Linked DNA regions of Mus musculus: region 2 is linked to region 1. A link is a loop called in an ENCODE intact Hi-C map of the cell type or tissue named here. Cell type or tissue: left cerebral cortex. All regions are shown on one strand.

Evidence for each region. Hi-C counts contacts between places; a loop is a spot of excess contacts. Peaks named below come from ENCODE experiments on the same cell type or tissue, not always from the same donor. Only the 100,000 strongest peaks of a DNase experiment are listed, where the experiment ranks them.
Region 2: it touches region 1 in a loop (8-fold over the local background); 18 of 42 quality-filtered maps call a loop at or near these places.

Annotation. Positions count from the first base shown.
Region 1 is chr3:129,528,797-129,536,796 of GRCm38, reverse strand. It overlaps Elovl6 (ELOVL family member 6, elongation of long chain fatty acids (yeast)), which reads right to left and starts at 4,411. Exons shown (of 5, transcript NM_130450.2): 1 at 4,302-4,411; 2 at 4,029-4,149. The coding sequence starts at 4,117. It overlaps Gm35986 (predicted gene, 35986), which reads left to right and starts at 4,409. Exons shown (of 3, transcript NR_153368.1): 1 at 4,409-4,540; 2 at 5,633-5,738. In left cerebral cortex, CTCF peaks have their summits at 2,807, 3,013 and 7,306; DNase peaks (open chromatin) are centred at 2,917, 3,649, 3,857, 4,367 and 4 more places; H3K4me3 peaks cover 4,430 bases; H3K27ac peaks cover 4,568 bases.
Region 2 is chr3:129,630,535-129,638,534 of GRCm38, reverse strand. Elovl6 (ELOVL family member 6, elongation of long chain fatty acids (yeast)) reads right to left here. Exons shown (of 5, transcript NM_130450.2): 5 at 40-5,475. The coding sequence ends at 5,045. Among named protein-coding and RNA genes, the nearest start is that of Gm35986, 100 kb to the right of the region's middle. In left cerebral cortex, a CTCF peak has its summit at 3,815 (motif pointing right); DNase peaks (open chromatin) are centred at 3,872 and 7,341.

The DNA of each region.
Region 1 (8,000 bases):
TGTCCCCACAGGAAAAACAGCATAAATCTAGCCATTGGAAAATGTGCACAGCCAACACTGGTTTACAATGCTTTTTAAACTTCATACACAAGACTGTAGAGACACGATGTAGCTCTCTTTAAAGTCCATTTTCCCCCTTCAGTAAAAATAAATTTGTGTTGTCTCATAACCCTAGAATACAGAACACAAATATGGAAAAACAAAACAAAACAAAAAAAGCCTTCTAGAAATCACCACAGGAGGAGAGGAGAAAATCAGAAAAGTATACAAAGCACTCAAAGCTGCAAGAGTGGAGGATGCCAGGAGAGGGGGGAGGGTTTCAAGAGATTCTAGGCAAGCCCTTTGATGACGTCACCCCACATACATAATGCTACAGCAGTCAGCACAGGCCTCCTGCTTTCCTATTGGTGAATGCCGTGTCAGCCGACATCAGAACATAATCATCATTGGCCAGGCAATTACAACCGGAGCAACTAGCATCCAGTCTTAGCACAAACCTGGCAGGCAGGCAGGCAGGCAGGCAGGCAGGCGGCTCAAGGGGAGAAGGATTCCTTCTCAATGAATCCGCTGTCTCTTTTCCAGCCTTTCCGATGGCTGGGTGACCGTGCTTCCTCGCTAGCAGCATTTACCGATTGAGTCGGCTGTTAGTGAGCACAAGTGATGGCCAGCCAGGACATAAAAGAACAAAATGTCTATCTACATGGATGCTTTAATAGCATCCATTCACGGGCTTTCCAGTCTAAAACTGGAACTGGGACATGTTATTTGGAGCTAAAAGGCAGGCATTTTTCCCTACCTCATGTTAGAAACTGCACCGGATCATATTACCCAGGTGACTTTTAACTGGGCGGCAGTTACAAGAAAATCAATCACACAGGGTGATTTTCTAAGGGAATACATATTTACTACTTTGCACTGAAATTGTCATTGCAGTCTAGTCTCTTATGAAACCATTTGCTACAAAAATAAATGTCTACAATATTTCATTATCTAGGCCAGTGAGTATCAGGTTAAACAATGAAGGCAGCAATAAATGTCACGAGTTTGTTGTCTCAGCTTAGCCAGCTGAGTTTACACATAGGCTACTGGGAAACCTGGGGCCCCATTCCGTGAATGGATGCTGAGGTAACTAAGGTAAAGCGTTATAGGGCTGGTCTTACCAACTCCTTATTCCAAGTGCTCCTAAATGAGGCTAGTTCCTATATACAGACTACTGTAATGTAAGGACCCGTGCCTGGCTCCCCCAACCCCCACCTCGACCCCAGCGGTGGTCAGAGGCCCTGGCAACTCAGCTTACTAGAGATTTGTTACAATTAGCAACTTTGTTTAGACTAGGTCTAGCAGATTTTAAAGAACAGTTACAAATAGGTTCTCAAAAGACAGGGCACACAGGCTTCTATACTTGATTTCTTCCAGAAGCTATTTCAAACCATTCTAAGTGACAAGGACAGGTGAAGGTGAGACTTGATGGTTCTGGAGCCCCTCAACTCCCCTCGCAAGAGGGTATATATAAGCCTTTATGATGGGATTCCTGTCTAATGACATGAGAAGAGAACCTTCATTACGACCAAGACATTTTGGTTGCGGAGAGCGGGTGGGAAAGTTCTGAAATCAGGCTCCAAGAGAACTAGAATCGTGAAGTGAAAAGGGACAGTGGCTAAGATCAGCACGGACGAGATGTAATAAGCTTATCCACTGTAATAAGCTATCCAAAACTATAAAGCCAACGATCAAAAGACGGGAAGAACATCCATTCTACAGTGTGACTAGAACAGCGTTCAAAACGCAAGCCAAGCATGCTGAATCCAGACACGGATATGAGCAGGTTGTGTTGGCGGTCAAATGAGCGTTTTAATCGCTGGACCTTGTAAGCATCTGCCTTGTACAAAGTAAGATTTTGCAAAATGCTTTGCAAAATCAAGACCAGAAAAAAAAAAAAAAAAAGACCAGAAAAGGTTCATCACATCAGCCCACGATGTGCTAGGAGCCACCTTTAAAATAAGAAATAAGGAAAATAAGATAATGAAAATACATTGTCAGGAAGAACATAAGTACTGTTCAGGAGTTAATAGTGGCCAAAGAATAACAAGGGAAAAGAAATTCATGGATTTGGGATATTTTCAGTCCCACGAGGACCAAGGACCTGTCTAGTTCTGACAGAGTGAAAGTCACTTAACTGAGTGTCTGGAGAAAGAGGCGGGAAATGGTCCTGGGGTACCTTAGGAAAAGGGGGTGGGGTGGGGTGGGCAACAAACAGCATGCACTAGGGTGGTGCAGCAGCAGGGCAGACTGAGTGCCATGCGCCTGCAGAGGCTAGGAATGCCTGCTCCGGAATGACAGGCCCAACCGGGATGCAGCAAGCTAGAGACGCGAGCTGCGGGCTACTGGAGGAGGAAGGCAGGAAGGCAGGCTAGAGCCCTGCAAGGGACGGTGACAAATGGTCTCAGAGAAGATCGGAGCCCTAGGTTGGCAGGTTGAGCTCGGGTCACAGCCCCCCCTCCCCCCCAAGCCCCTAACGGGAGGAAGTGCACCGCTAGGACCCCCCGAACGCCAGCCCGAGGGGGCTGGGCTTCCTGCAGCGCTCGGGCCTCCCTATGGCCTCCCCCTTACGGGGCGATCCAGACTCCCCGGGGGTGTAATCGCGCTCGGGACCCAGGCCCGCGTCCTCGGTGTCCAGGAGCACGCCGGCGACCGCACCAGGCTGGCTCTGGGGCTCAGGGCCTCCAGGCAGCCGCCATGCCGCGGCCCGAACTCGCGCGCCCCGGAGTCTCGGCTCCGCCCGGCCGCCGCCGTAAACCGCCCAAGGGCCCAGCTCGCAAGCTGAAGGCCAAGGGTGGGCGCGCTCCCCGCGGGCGAGAAGGGGCGGGAGCAGCAAGCCCGGGATCGGGCTGGAGAAGGCGAACCCCCGGCGGCTGCCACCACCCGCTCCAGCCCGGGAGCGCCGGCGTCTCCGGTTTCCCATTGATGAATGGAGGGAGGGAAGGCAGGTCGCGAGCGCCCTCGCACGCGGCAGCGGAACCTCCCGGAGCCCGGAAGCCCCCCGAGGGCCGGCCGCGGCGCAGAGGGGGTGGGGTGGGGGTGGGGAGATCGAGGGGGCTCGCACTAAACCGGAGGGAAACATCTCCAACCACAGCACGGTCTACGGGAAGGAGGGAGCTCCCTTCTTAAAATACTGCAAGGTGACACCGGATCGCCTCCCACACGGGGATTTTTCAGAAGACTGACCGGAGGAACTCAGTAAACAAGATGTTTTCCCGGATTCGAAGTTCTGGGGAAAGACCTCCGAGACTGCCCTGGCAGGAGCCTTCCAGTACTTAAACTGCTGCTCCACGCGGAGAAGCGTGTCCAAAAGGCGTTTCCTTTACACAGAAACTTAATAATGGCGTGGCTCCACTTGCTCGGGTTCATTCATTTTTATTGCAGTTTTCATTGTCCCCTCCTCCCCGATGTCTTTATGAAACCGGAAAGTAATCTGAGTGGGGAAGGGGTCCTGGACCCTGGGCATCTACGGCTGGAGGCGGCAGTCAAGGGAGGGCAGTAAAGTGGAAGAACTACAAGGAGAAAGGAAGGACACGAGGGATGGGGAGAGGGAAAGGACCAGAGAGAGGCGGGCTGAAGAGGGTTAAAGGGAGCGGAGACCGGGTCCTCCCTCCACTGCCTTGCACGCTCCAGTTGCGGGAGGCCAAGCAGAACCCCCAAATCTAAGCGAAAGCAGGGAGACAACACAGGTGGGATAGCTGGATTGTAACATGCCTCTGTCTCCCGTATATTATTACAGGTACACATATTATATGTTCTATGTTATATAATCTACACAAAGATGCCCGCGTGGCCGCGGCTCACACAGAGCACCCCCCAAACCGCACGCTTCCATGCAGCTTCAGAGTCTCCTGCAGACATGAGACCCTGGAACTCCGCGATCTGCTGGCTACTGCCGGCAATCCATCCGTCGCTCCGCTCACGCTCAGACCAGGAATACCGACATTAATGCACTCCCGGGAATAGTATCTCGCGAAAGCATCACCTACCAGTTTTCCTGCATCCATTGGATGGCTTCGTTCTCGTTGAACTGCTTTTCGAATTCATATTCTTGTAAAGTCAACACTGACATGTTCATTGGGGCTGATCTTCGGAGTCGCTACGTGTTCTCTATACAAAATAAAAAAATCTGTAAAGAGCCTTTTATTTTGAGTGCTCTCCTGTCTGCTTCCCCCTCCCACCCCCCTAGGTATTGCCCCGCCGTCAGTCTCCTGGCCGATCTCTCTCCCAGCCTCTCAGCTACATCCAGGGTTGAGCATTGCCTGCGCCTCTGCTCCCAGCTCCTAGCTCAGGGGCTCTCCTCCCAGCGTCCGCATCCACCGTAGGAGGAAATGAATGCCTTGCGGTCTTAGTGCCCGCACGTTTGTCCATCACGCTTTTTACTCGTCTACAGGGAAATCTCCTCCCCCTCGTGCGATCGGGAAAATTAACCCTTTGCGCGAGAGGGCGCAGAAGAGCAAGACCTCCCATCGCCCTGGGGGATAGTTTTGTTTACAAGAAGGTGGTTGGTGGACTGGGGGAGGGGAGGGAAGGGCGCCAAGAGGGAGGAAGTGGCCTTGAGGTCATACTCAAGCCCATTCGCCACCTCTTGGGCCTCCCTGCCTGGCCTTTGAATGAAGTTTCAGAGTGAGAGGCGCAGCCCTGAGGCGCGTGGACCTGAAAGCTTGGCGAGTAAACAATTGGGAAATAGTAAAATCTGCCAGGTTCTCTGGCATGAGAACTCCAGGCAAATAAATGTGAGGATCACGTCTTGCGATCTAGTCTCCTCACTACCTCGATCCCGCAGCACCCTCTGAGACCACCTCCACCGGGCAGCTTGGGCGCGGATTTACCTTGACCTTAGGGCCAGGTAGCCTTCGGAACTAAGACCACGTGCAGACAGGATGCTGAGGATGAGGACCTGGGAAGTCAAGGTTGACTAGGAGGCAGAAGTTAGGTAGAGGGTTTGGCTACCAGGAGGGGATATTAATGAACAAAGGAAGGGAATTTGGCATACAGAATTAGGCCTACTGATCTAAATACCAAAACTTTATCTATCTGCTTTACTTTAGTTCTGCCTTATTCTTGTGAAATTAGGAAGAAAAGATTAATGTAGGAGAGGGATTTATGTAATGCTAATCCTCCCCCTGGGCTACCAGCTCACAGCAACCATTCCCAAATACTCCTTATTTTTCTGGAGGATGGTATTTTCTAGTCCTAAAAGGAAGAAGGAAGTAAGAGACAATAAGGTACCTAATAATATAATATTTAGATCCAACAAAAGATACTGATCAACACTTATTAGTTTGTTTGTTTGTTTTTTAAATGTTTGTGATTTTCAAGATTGGGTTTTTTTGTTTGTTTGGTTTGGGTTTTTTAGGTGCTTTTGGCTTTTCGAGACATGATTTTTCTGTGTAGCCCTTGTTGCCCTGGAACTGGCTCTGTAAACCAGGCTGGTCTCAGACTCAGAGATCTGCCTGCCTCTGCCTCACTCACAAGTTCTGGGACTAAGGTTCGGGCCACCACAGCCCAGCTAAGAACCTATTAGTTTAAAGATGTACATTAGGACCAGAGAGAAAATACCCTCTAAGATGTTCATTTCCTCACCTACCAGCCAACTAAAATGAGGCGAGGGCATTTCATGCAGTCAGATCATCTCAGGAAGACACTGGAGGCTGAGGCGGGAAGACTGGTGCTAGTAAAATTGCCAGAAATTTGAGGTGAGTCTGAATTTCACAGTGACATCCTTGCTTCCCCTGCCCCCCAAGTCTTAAAAGGGTGGGGTATGTCCTTAATTGGGGGGTGGGTATGTCCTTAATCCTAATACACTCTGGAGTCAGAAGCATGTGGATTTTTGTGAGTTTGAGATTAGCCTGGTCTAGTAACAAGATCCAGGTCAGCCAAGGAGATAGAATGACACCCTGGGTTTTTAATGTCATTTGTTTTTGTTTTTGTTTGGGTTTTTTATTTGTTTTTGTTTTTTGATTCTCTGTGTATCCCTGGCCATCCTGGAAATTGCACAGTAGAGCAATAGATCAATCAGTGTGGCCTCCAACTCATAGCTCTCCTTGCCCCTGCCTCCCTTGTGCTGGAATGAAAGAGGTATTGCCACCACATTGTGAAAATGGCTTGGCATGAGGACCTGAGTTCAGAGTCCCAGAACCTCTGAGGCTGAGACGGGGAACTCCTCCTGTGTATTTTCATTTTTGGAGACCAGGTATCTTTTATATCTTACGCTGGCTAGAAATGGCTCTGTGAGCCAGGTGGTGGTGCTGCGCGCCTTTAATCCCAGCACTCGGGAGGCAGAGGCAGGCGGATCTACATGAGTCTAAGGCTAGCCTGAAATAACAAACCTGAAATAGGAGCTTGGAGATGAGTAAGAGACCTTGTCTTTAAAATGAAGATGGAGACATCTCGAGAATGACACATTCCATTACAGCTCTGGCCTCCTCGTGCACCTGCTCACCTGCACAAGGAAGCAGCCCCCCCCCCCAACTCCTCCCCACACACTTCTTTAAAGGAAGGAAGTCTGCATTGTAACCCATGCCTATAATTCCAACATTTGGGAGGTAGAGGCAGGAGAATCAGGAGTTCAAGGTCATCTTTGGCTAAGTAACAAACTCCAAGCTATAATGGGCCACATGAGACCCTATCTATCCCTCCTTCCACCATCACCACCAACACACACACACACACACACACACACACACACACACACACACACACACACACACACATACATCCACACAGAATAGATAGATAAGTCAGAGTTAAAAGAAATCCTGTAGATTATTACATCAATCAGAGGTCTAGTTGGTGATTAAGACATTAATGTCCTCTGACACTCTCAAAGACTTAGTGTAAAGATTTCACTTATCTCTTCAGATATAGATTGTCCTTCTAGGGGCAATATGTCAGGCCATCCTGAATGTCTTTGAAGAAGGCCTAAGACTAAACACTTGGCAAAATCAGTCCGAAAGGTGGGGGTAGCTGATGAAAGAAAGACGTTAGCCCTGGGCCTGGGCCTGGGAGCTGTCTTCCTTGTTGGTAAAGTGACTGGGTGAGACCAGAAGAGTGAGGAAGGGAACCAGAGCCAATGTAATCCCATTGGCAAATGTAATCCCAGCCTTAGGAAGGCAGAGACAAGATCGCTGCAAGCCTGAGGCCTGCCCAGCATAAGGCACAGTTTACAAAATATCTAGTGATTTGAATAAGAATGCCCCATAGGTTTGGCCCTTTGAGTACTTGGTCCCCAGTTGGTGGTGCTGTTTGACGGGATTTTAGGAGCCTGGCCTTGTTGGGTGAGTGTGTCCCTGGAGGCCTGCTTTACCATTTCATCTCTGTGCTTGAGTTTGATGGCAGGAGCTCCTAGCTTCCAGCGGCTGCCTACTGGTTAGAGTTGCTAGAGTGAACATAAAGATTAAAATTAAACAGCATACTGCCCAGAACCAGGAATGTCATCAGTCCAGATAAGTGCCCTCCCATCTGTTAAAGTCTTACAGAGACCAAGTGCAGAAGCCCTGGAGTATGAACGAAGGGTGGAGGGTTTGCATAGAGCTTTTATTTGTTTGTTTGTTTGCTTTTTGAGACATTGCTTTCACTGTGTAGCCCTGGCTAGCCTGGAACTCACTCTGTACATCAGGCCGACCTCAAACTCACAGCTATACACCTGCCTCTGCCTCCCGAGTGCTGGGATTAAAGGCATGTTTCTTCCACTGCCTGCCTCACACAGCAATTTCTAGCCAGTGTAAAATATAAAAGGTAAGCCAGGCGTTGATGGCGCACACCTTTAATCCCGGCACTTGGGAGGCAGAGGCAGGCGGATTTCTGAGTTTGAGGCCAGCCTGGTCTACAGAGTGAGTTCCAGGACAGCCAGGGCTACACAGAGAAACCCTGTCTCGAAAAACCAAAGAGAGAGAGAGAGAGAGACCTGGTTTTATTCAAGCGCACAAACTTGCCTTGAATGATCCTCCTAGCTGAGT
Region 2 (8,000 bases), 100 kb before region 1:
ACCGCTCCAGACCAGAAAACAACAAAGAACTAGAAACAGTTTTAAATCAAAAGTTATGATGACTTTATTTTAAATCTTAATACACCAAAAATATTTTTCAATGTTGTGAGATAAGCACTTGAAAATAAGAATTCCAACACTGCTGTGATTTCGCTGTGAGGCTTGATAGTGAATTTTCCCTCTGAATATGGGTTTAGGGCCTAGGAAGCAGAATGCCAGTCATTTTCCAAGTAGCAGTGAGCTAAGCCCAGCCCGGTCATGCTCAGACCCACACTTAACTGAAATATTCACACTAGGAGGCGGCACCACCAGGCAACACCTTGATCAACCAGGAGAACAAAAGTCTGAAGTGCCACCAAGCATTGGGGAAATGATATTGTTTAGATGCTAGTGAGTCAGGTTCTTTCAAATGTGTCCTAACTGGGTTGCAAACATAGTTGCATCCTTATTTGAGGACCAATCAGCTAGGACAACTTGACTATAATACAATTGTTTTGTGGGTGGACATGGACAACTGGTGAGTGACACAGAAATATCTGGATTTGGCTTTGCTTGACCTGCAATCAAAGTACAGCTTCCAAGACTTCCCCCAACCAACCACCTAGGCGCTGCACCCACCAGTACAACTCTAGGAAATGTTTGTGGGAAGATGGAAGCGTGGGTATCCATGCTCTGAGAATCCTAGTTTTCAAAGCATCTGGGGATGGGGACAATACCAGATTATACAACAGGCTTTTGGGTTTTCTATGATACTTGGAGCAGGTGGACTTTTAACTGGCCCTTTCATCTGTGGTTCCTGCTTTATGGCTCACGAATGTTTCTTCTAAGCACAGTCTGTCACAACAGGCACTGAGAATTCTTGTACAGGCACCGACATCTGTTTTGTGTCACTATCGGGTACAGAGGATGGCGGCCCAATGACTAACTAGGATAACAGAGCTTCATTCAGCGGGTTCAGACAAAATAGGACGTCCTTGTTTTATTAGATGTCACTTCAATATGCAGAGGTGACATATATGTTGTGAATTCTCACCCAAATCACTTTCTGATGGCTGGGATCTCAGGCACCAGGAAATGGGAGCTGTGTGATCATAAGCTGTAGATCACATGGCCACAGACTCTACTGTTGTCCCAAACTGATAGCAAAATAGCTGTTATCAAAACAAAGACTGGAAAAGGATGCATTTGAAGGCTAGAAAGTTCTGGGCTGTCATCATGATCTCCTCACAACTGTCTCTAGCATTGACACTTCACAAAGAACTGTGTCTAGACACCGATCCTGCCAATGCAACTCAGAGTGTGGTGGAGTCTGGGGGGTGGAGCCTACTCGGTCTCTTCTTCTAGGAACTCACTTGACACTGAGGCAATCCAATAGTCAAAGACCCATTACCTATGCCCGGAGGTTGTAGAGTGTGCCAGGGCTGACTTGGTGTCTGTATCTGGCAGTTCTTGAGCAAAAGCTCCTCTCGTCAGAACAAGATAGTAACTAGACACTCCCAGGTAACTGAGCAGCCTGGGAAGGTAGCCAGACTTCTGGAACATTCTACCTTAGTGTCATGGTGCCTTGTAACTCCGTGACAGGCTTATCTTACCATGAAGATATAAAACAAATGAACAAAAACAACAGTCTGTGGTTATCTTCTCTGGAAGTGTTTTCCTAGGCTCCTGTAGATATCCCACCCACATGAAACTTCTGCCTGAGCTACATTGGTCAATCGGTCTCATAAAGACAGCGGGAGGATTAATAAACCTGCTTTCCCCTGCAGCAATGAATATGGATTTCCCCTCCAGTCTTGACTTTCTATAGTGCAGAAGGATTAGAAAGATGGGGGGTTGGGAGGGGGGGAAGGGCACTGCTTGATCTAAATCAATACTTTGGCCTGGCATTGGATATAAATACAATAAATAAATAATAATGATAGTTGTTGTTTCTCCTCACAGTTGACACTAGAAGGTCCAGATAAAAATCTCCTACTGTGTGAATGGAGTGATTCTCACTAGAATTTCATTGCAAACTCAACACATTTGAGTTGATGCTCAGACCTAGTGACCGCACTGCGTTTATATGAAACCTTGGATTTGTGTTCATTCAATCCAGGAATTAAGTTTTCACCACACTGGGATTGGAATGCAGCGAGAAATCTTCAATAGAAAGATAATCTATTGCAGCATAGTGGGGCAGCTACAAAAACTTGCTTGCCCGGAATGTTCACTGACAGCAGTATTATCTACGTGGCAGTCAATTCTGGCAGGTTTTAGATGTGTCATAGGCCAGTGGTCCAGCCTCGTATCTTGATACAATTAGAGCAGCTAAGCTGATATGTTAAAAACTGTGTGCTGAGCCTATATCAGAATTCTGTGTTTTTAAAAAAACATGTGGCTTTTTCTTCCCATGGTGAACACTGGAATTGCCTGTAGCTACAGTTTAGCTGGTTTGGAAACTTAATTATTATATACTCATCCTGCGAATGAAAAGTCTAAGTTATTTTACAAGTGGAGAGAGCATGAAGCGAAGAACACTGAGACTAAAGTGCTTTGGAAGCATAGCTTAGTCGTTTTAAAGTTTATGCTTATGAGATTTCCATATTGTACCTGTATTCTATGGTAAATATCTAAATTAAACTGAACCGACCAGAGGAGCCTCAGGCTGGCCTTTTGATTAGACTCAATTCAACTGATAGGTGGCTTCTTGGTTTTCATTATCTTGCTCACTTTCTTCCATAAGGCAAGGGAAAGGCTTATTATTGTACACTATTGTGCATTTACAAAGCTCAAAGGAACAAGTACACCCTAAGATTCCACTGGACAGAGTGGCTTCTAGACTTTCATCTCCGGTTAACTTCTACCCCAAGTAAGAAAACATCCCTCCAACCACGTCCCGTCCATCAGCCACCACACAATGGTAACATGAAAGCCACAGCTGACTCCCGCCCCCGCCTGGCTCCCTTCCCTGGTCGTTCAGTTATGACTTGATCTACATGGGTCCTTTGTCTACCCTTGATCCCATTCCCACAGAAGGGAATCAGATTTTATTCTTTTCCAATTCCACACGTAAACAAGCCACACGAAAACACCCCTGTCATCTCTCACAGGAAGGCTGCTGAGCAGCTGTTCCATGAATGACAGCACAATTAAAGCTAAAATAATATAAAAATAATTTGAAAAAAAATCCCTTTTACTGTACACTCTCAAGTAAAGGAAGATAGGTGATAGTTTCTGCTAGCCAAAAATCGTGTTACTATTGATTTGAGCTTTATAGCTCCGTGTACCTCACGTACGTGGCTATGTGTGTATAATCTACGTGGTGTAGCAGCCTCTAATTGTTTCTGCTAGTTTGCCTAATCATTAAACTACTTAACCAATTAGAATACTATTATATCACATTGAACAACTTTATGTAATTGCGTCTTTGAAATATTAGGAACATCGACACATTTATTTGGCTTGTAGAGGACTGAAATATTACAGTTAACATTGTCTAGCTTGCTTCTTTCTTTCTTTCTTTTTCTTTCTTTCTTTCTTTCTTTCTTTCTTTCTTTCTTTCTTTCTTTCTTTCTTTCTTTCTTTCTCTTTCTTTCTTTCAGAATATGGCTCTTAATACATTGACTTTCTGAGTTCTCAAGTGAAAGTCACTTAAAAAATTTATGACGCTTACTTGAAGCATAGAGGTTCTCTCTCTCTTCTGATTTGGTCAAATATATGTCAGGTGTTTGACAGCACTTAGAACTTAGGGTTTAATCTCCGCAGGCCCTTAGTGGTCAGTTATTTCAACCTACTGTGAAGTGTTTGTTGAAGCTTCTCACTAAGCCAGCAGAGGGCACTTCTCAAGCCTCTGCACTGCTGAAGGGAGCAAATGCAGAGGCTGCAGAAACACAGTGTTTACCCCAAATCAGGCAGAGCCCTGCAGATCTGTGTTTGAAAGTCACAAAAATATAGAAAGCACAGAGTGTGTCACAGGGCCTCATTTAGAAAGCCAGGATTATGTGTGAGGTCGAACAGGGAGGGAGGCGAACACGCTGTCTGCACATTGGATGAATCCGGCTCTAGTCTCTGCCCATAGCCCTTCCTCCCTGTTCAGCTCCAGGGACGATGGGCTGGCATTTGTTACACATGGTACAAGACTCCATTTTCAAGCCAGCCAGCTGAGCTTCTTCCCTTTCAGTTCTGCATTTACTCCTCCGTCCTAAAGTTTGGGGCAACTGAACAACGGATGCTTGAATTCTCGTCGGAGAGCAGAAATAACAGTTGTCAGTGTGGTGTTTCAACTACAGGGGTTTCTTTCTCCCAGTAATAAAGTATCATGGGGGAAGTACTGTCCTGTGTTTGGTTGTAGCGAACATACAAGCCCTGAGGCTGTGCAGAAGGGGAAAGGCTCTACCTCTTTACTTTCAGTTGCAGTAAAAATAATTAAGACATCTTTTATCAAGGAGTTACAAGCTCACCTTTCTTTAAAAGGCCTAGCCTTTTGCAAAAGCATTGCTGTCCCAGATAGAAACCCTGTCTCTCCCATGTTTATCTTTTCTTTTAGCTCTGGTTTCGTGTTGAAAAGATTGCGTGTGTGTGTGTGTGTGTGTGTGTGTGTGTGTGTGTGTGTGTGCTCACATCGTTTGAAAAGGGGAAACTCCTTTATCCTTAGAGAAAAACAAAACAAAACAAAACAAAACAAAACAAAAAGGCTGAGTAGATTCCTCCCCCCACCTGCTTCCTGCAGTGTTTTGCTGGCCGTCCACTAATCTCTGCCCAATCTCTTTGCCCGTGGCTGCCTTTGCATCTAGTGTGTTCTAGAGTTGACAGGCCAGAGGGAAGGGGTCCCCTCAGCAGCCGTGCTTTGAGATAAGAGTTGCACTCAGCGAGTCCTCACCCAGAAAGGATCATAAACTTACAACCTAATCTTCAGTCCCAAGCTGCCTTGGGCCTCGTGCCTGCTCATACGGATGTTTTGTTTTGTTTTAGCTGCACCATATGGGATTCCTTGTGCCATTTTTCTTTTGTCGATTATTTTTCGTGATGACCCTGAGCTATGACTTCCTCCTCAGCCCTGACACTACTCAGCCTTCGTGGCTTTCTTCACTTTGCCGATGTAGGCCTCAAAGAAGAAATGGCAGAAGAGCACAAGGTAGCTGAGGTACATGAGCGAGGACCAGAAGATGTTCTGAAAGTGGGAGTAGCACTGGTCGTTGTCATGCTGCATCCAGTTGAAGACCAGGTAGTTAATGACACAGCCCATCAGCATCTGAGTGATCTGGGACAAGGTGATGAACATGGCAAACTTCCGGGAGACTCGGAAACCCGCAGCCCGCAAGGCGTAGTAAGAGTACATGACGGCATGCACGCCATAGTTCATAGTCATGAACCAACCACCCCCAGCGACCATGTCTTTGTAGGAGTACCAGGAGTACAGGAGCACAGTGATGTGGTGGTACCAGTGCAGGAAGATCAGTTTCTGTTTCCTCAGAATGATGAATATCGTGTCACCTGGAAGACAAAGAGCGGAACAAAGCCTCGTGAGTGAAGAAGACCAAGGCCGGCTCTAAGGAGCAGACATCTTGAACAAGCAAGACAAGGCTACTCTTCGAGATCGTCCACAGAACATCATACCTGAAACAGACAGCACCAAGCAGATTCAACCATATATATAACAGAAAAGATGACCAGAAGGGGGACAGGTGACTGCTCTCAAAGCAAGTACGACCAGGTAGCAGACTGAAGTGCAAACTCAAGTGCCCAACCAAATACTCCAAGATTTCATGACAGAAAAACGGAACCAGGACAACCCAAGGCTTACCCCTCACATACTTGGTGGATGGCCTAGAGTTCTTGATGCAGTCAAGGCCTAGTAATGCTGGACCTTGGGAAGCCTCAAGCTTCTGAGGGCTCTGGTGCCATCAGTCCCTGTTGCATTTACCAGAGCTGTTATTTATTTCCCTACTGAATTATTAAACCTAATAACTTTATATTTGTCTAAAACGGAAAGCCAAGTTGCCAGTGGTAACGTTTCTAAGCCTAGTACAAAATTTCTATTGAAATCCTCTGCTCTCTTGTGGGATGCTGATTTTATTGATGACTATAAGGACAGAAATGACAGAAGGCGATGGCCACTCTCATACGTATACTTAAGGGCCAAACTCTCCTTGCTACTACTATACCGCTCTGTGCCTTCCTTTCCTTTCTGGACTATAATGTAGACACAACACTTCTGGCTCACCTTTGTTAGTAGTGGAAAGGTAGAAGTCTAAGGAATTCCATCTTCAAAACTAATCTAGTCAGTTCTAATCAAGATGGTTTTTAATGAGTCTCTTAATATTCATTAAAAATATCAATTTGATACAATACTCAATTGTAGTAAAAGCAATTTGTCCTAAAACAATAAGCACTTCATCCTGCCTTACTCTTTAAATACCATCCTATCACATCACTCTTGCGTGAGGAACTTCTTATCTAACAAGACAGGGCCTGCATTACTGAAGTACTCTGTGCTCTCTCCTGTCTGTACGCTGGAGAGTCTCAGTAGGGCTGATTACTTTGGGAGGAGTGTAAGAAAGGGAGAACGATCTGTCATGAAGTCTTGAAAACAATAGCCACGTAAATTTACACCGAGTCTTTTACAGAACTCATGTTCAGGATGGTAGAAGCTGAGGGTAACTAGCTCCCTTCAATGGTTCTGAGCAGTGCTACTCAGAGCCATACCAAAGTTATTGTCCTTAGTACACACATTGAGTATGCTGGTTTCCCATAACATACCCTGAGGTTCCGGAAGGTCCAACCATGACTCCAAGGACTTTGCTATTACTATTTAGTTAGAGCCTTGCCTTTTGATGCAAATAGAGTTCTTCTGATGAAACAGCCCAGAATCATTTTCCATTTTCCTGAGTCATACCAAATCATGGAGTTTGCAGAAATGGCAAAAACTGTAGAGGAACTAAGAAATGCATGATAGCCCCAAAGACTGTGATGGGTTTGATGTTGGCCAGCCTATCTTTTTTGAGCAAATAAATATGCCTTGGTATGGAATTGGGGCTGGCCAAGTATAAACAAAGGGTGTTGATTTCTTGAAGGTGTCTGCTTTGTCATTTTTCTTTGTTACCTCTGACTCATGATCCTGCTTATGGCGAGTCCTACAACCATTGGCCCAGTTATTTTCAGCCAAGAGACAGCTAGCATTCAAGCCATAGAGTTTCTTATATCCAAGATCTCTGTGTGCCTATGGAAGTCAATAGCAACTCTTCTCCCAAGGCTGTCACAGCCACCGAGAGATGTGCTGATGCAACTCTGTGTATGTGGCTTGTCACAGACAGCTGAGCTCCTCTTGGAAGAGTTAGCTGAAGGACTGCTGAGTTGGCACTTCAAAACAACAATAAACTCAACTGAGCAAGGGCCTGGACTCAGAGCAGATGTTTCCAAGTTGTAACAGAAGCAAATCTCAGCAGGTTTTAATAGAATCCAAACATTGGCAGCTTGGTATCAAGAATAGAGGGCCAGCTCTTTTGCTCTCACTGGTAGAGTGAAGTCCTTTAAATCCATGGAAACAAGTTCACTGTTTCCACTGGAACGGAGAGCCCTTATTACCCTCATTAAGAGTTTAGTGATGAGGAGTCAGTGGGGAGTGAGTTCAGTTTCAGTTGGGGGAAGATAAAAAAGTCCAGAAAGGTGTGTGTGTGTGTGTGTGTGTGTGTGTGTGAGAGTAAACCTTTCTTTGTGGTATTCATAAAGGACTCCATAATTCTTAGAACATACAAAGGCAGAGAAGGTAGGATTTACGGATAAGAAAACTTAATTAAAAGTAATTCTAATGAATAAACCTTTCTTAGCAAATAATAATGGTAGGACTTACTAATTGCATAAGACTAGGAGTTAACATTCAAAGCATATAGGCAAACACTCTGTAAGTGCCAACTGTTTGGATTTTTTGACCCGTGACACTTAGCAGCTGACCCCAGAGACAAGGCCAGTGTGACACAAGTTGTACAGTATTTGGAGACCATTGTTCCATATTGTTAAAT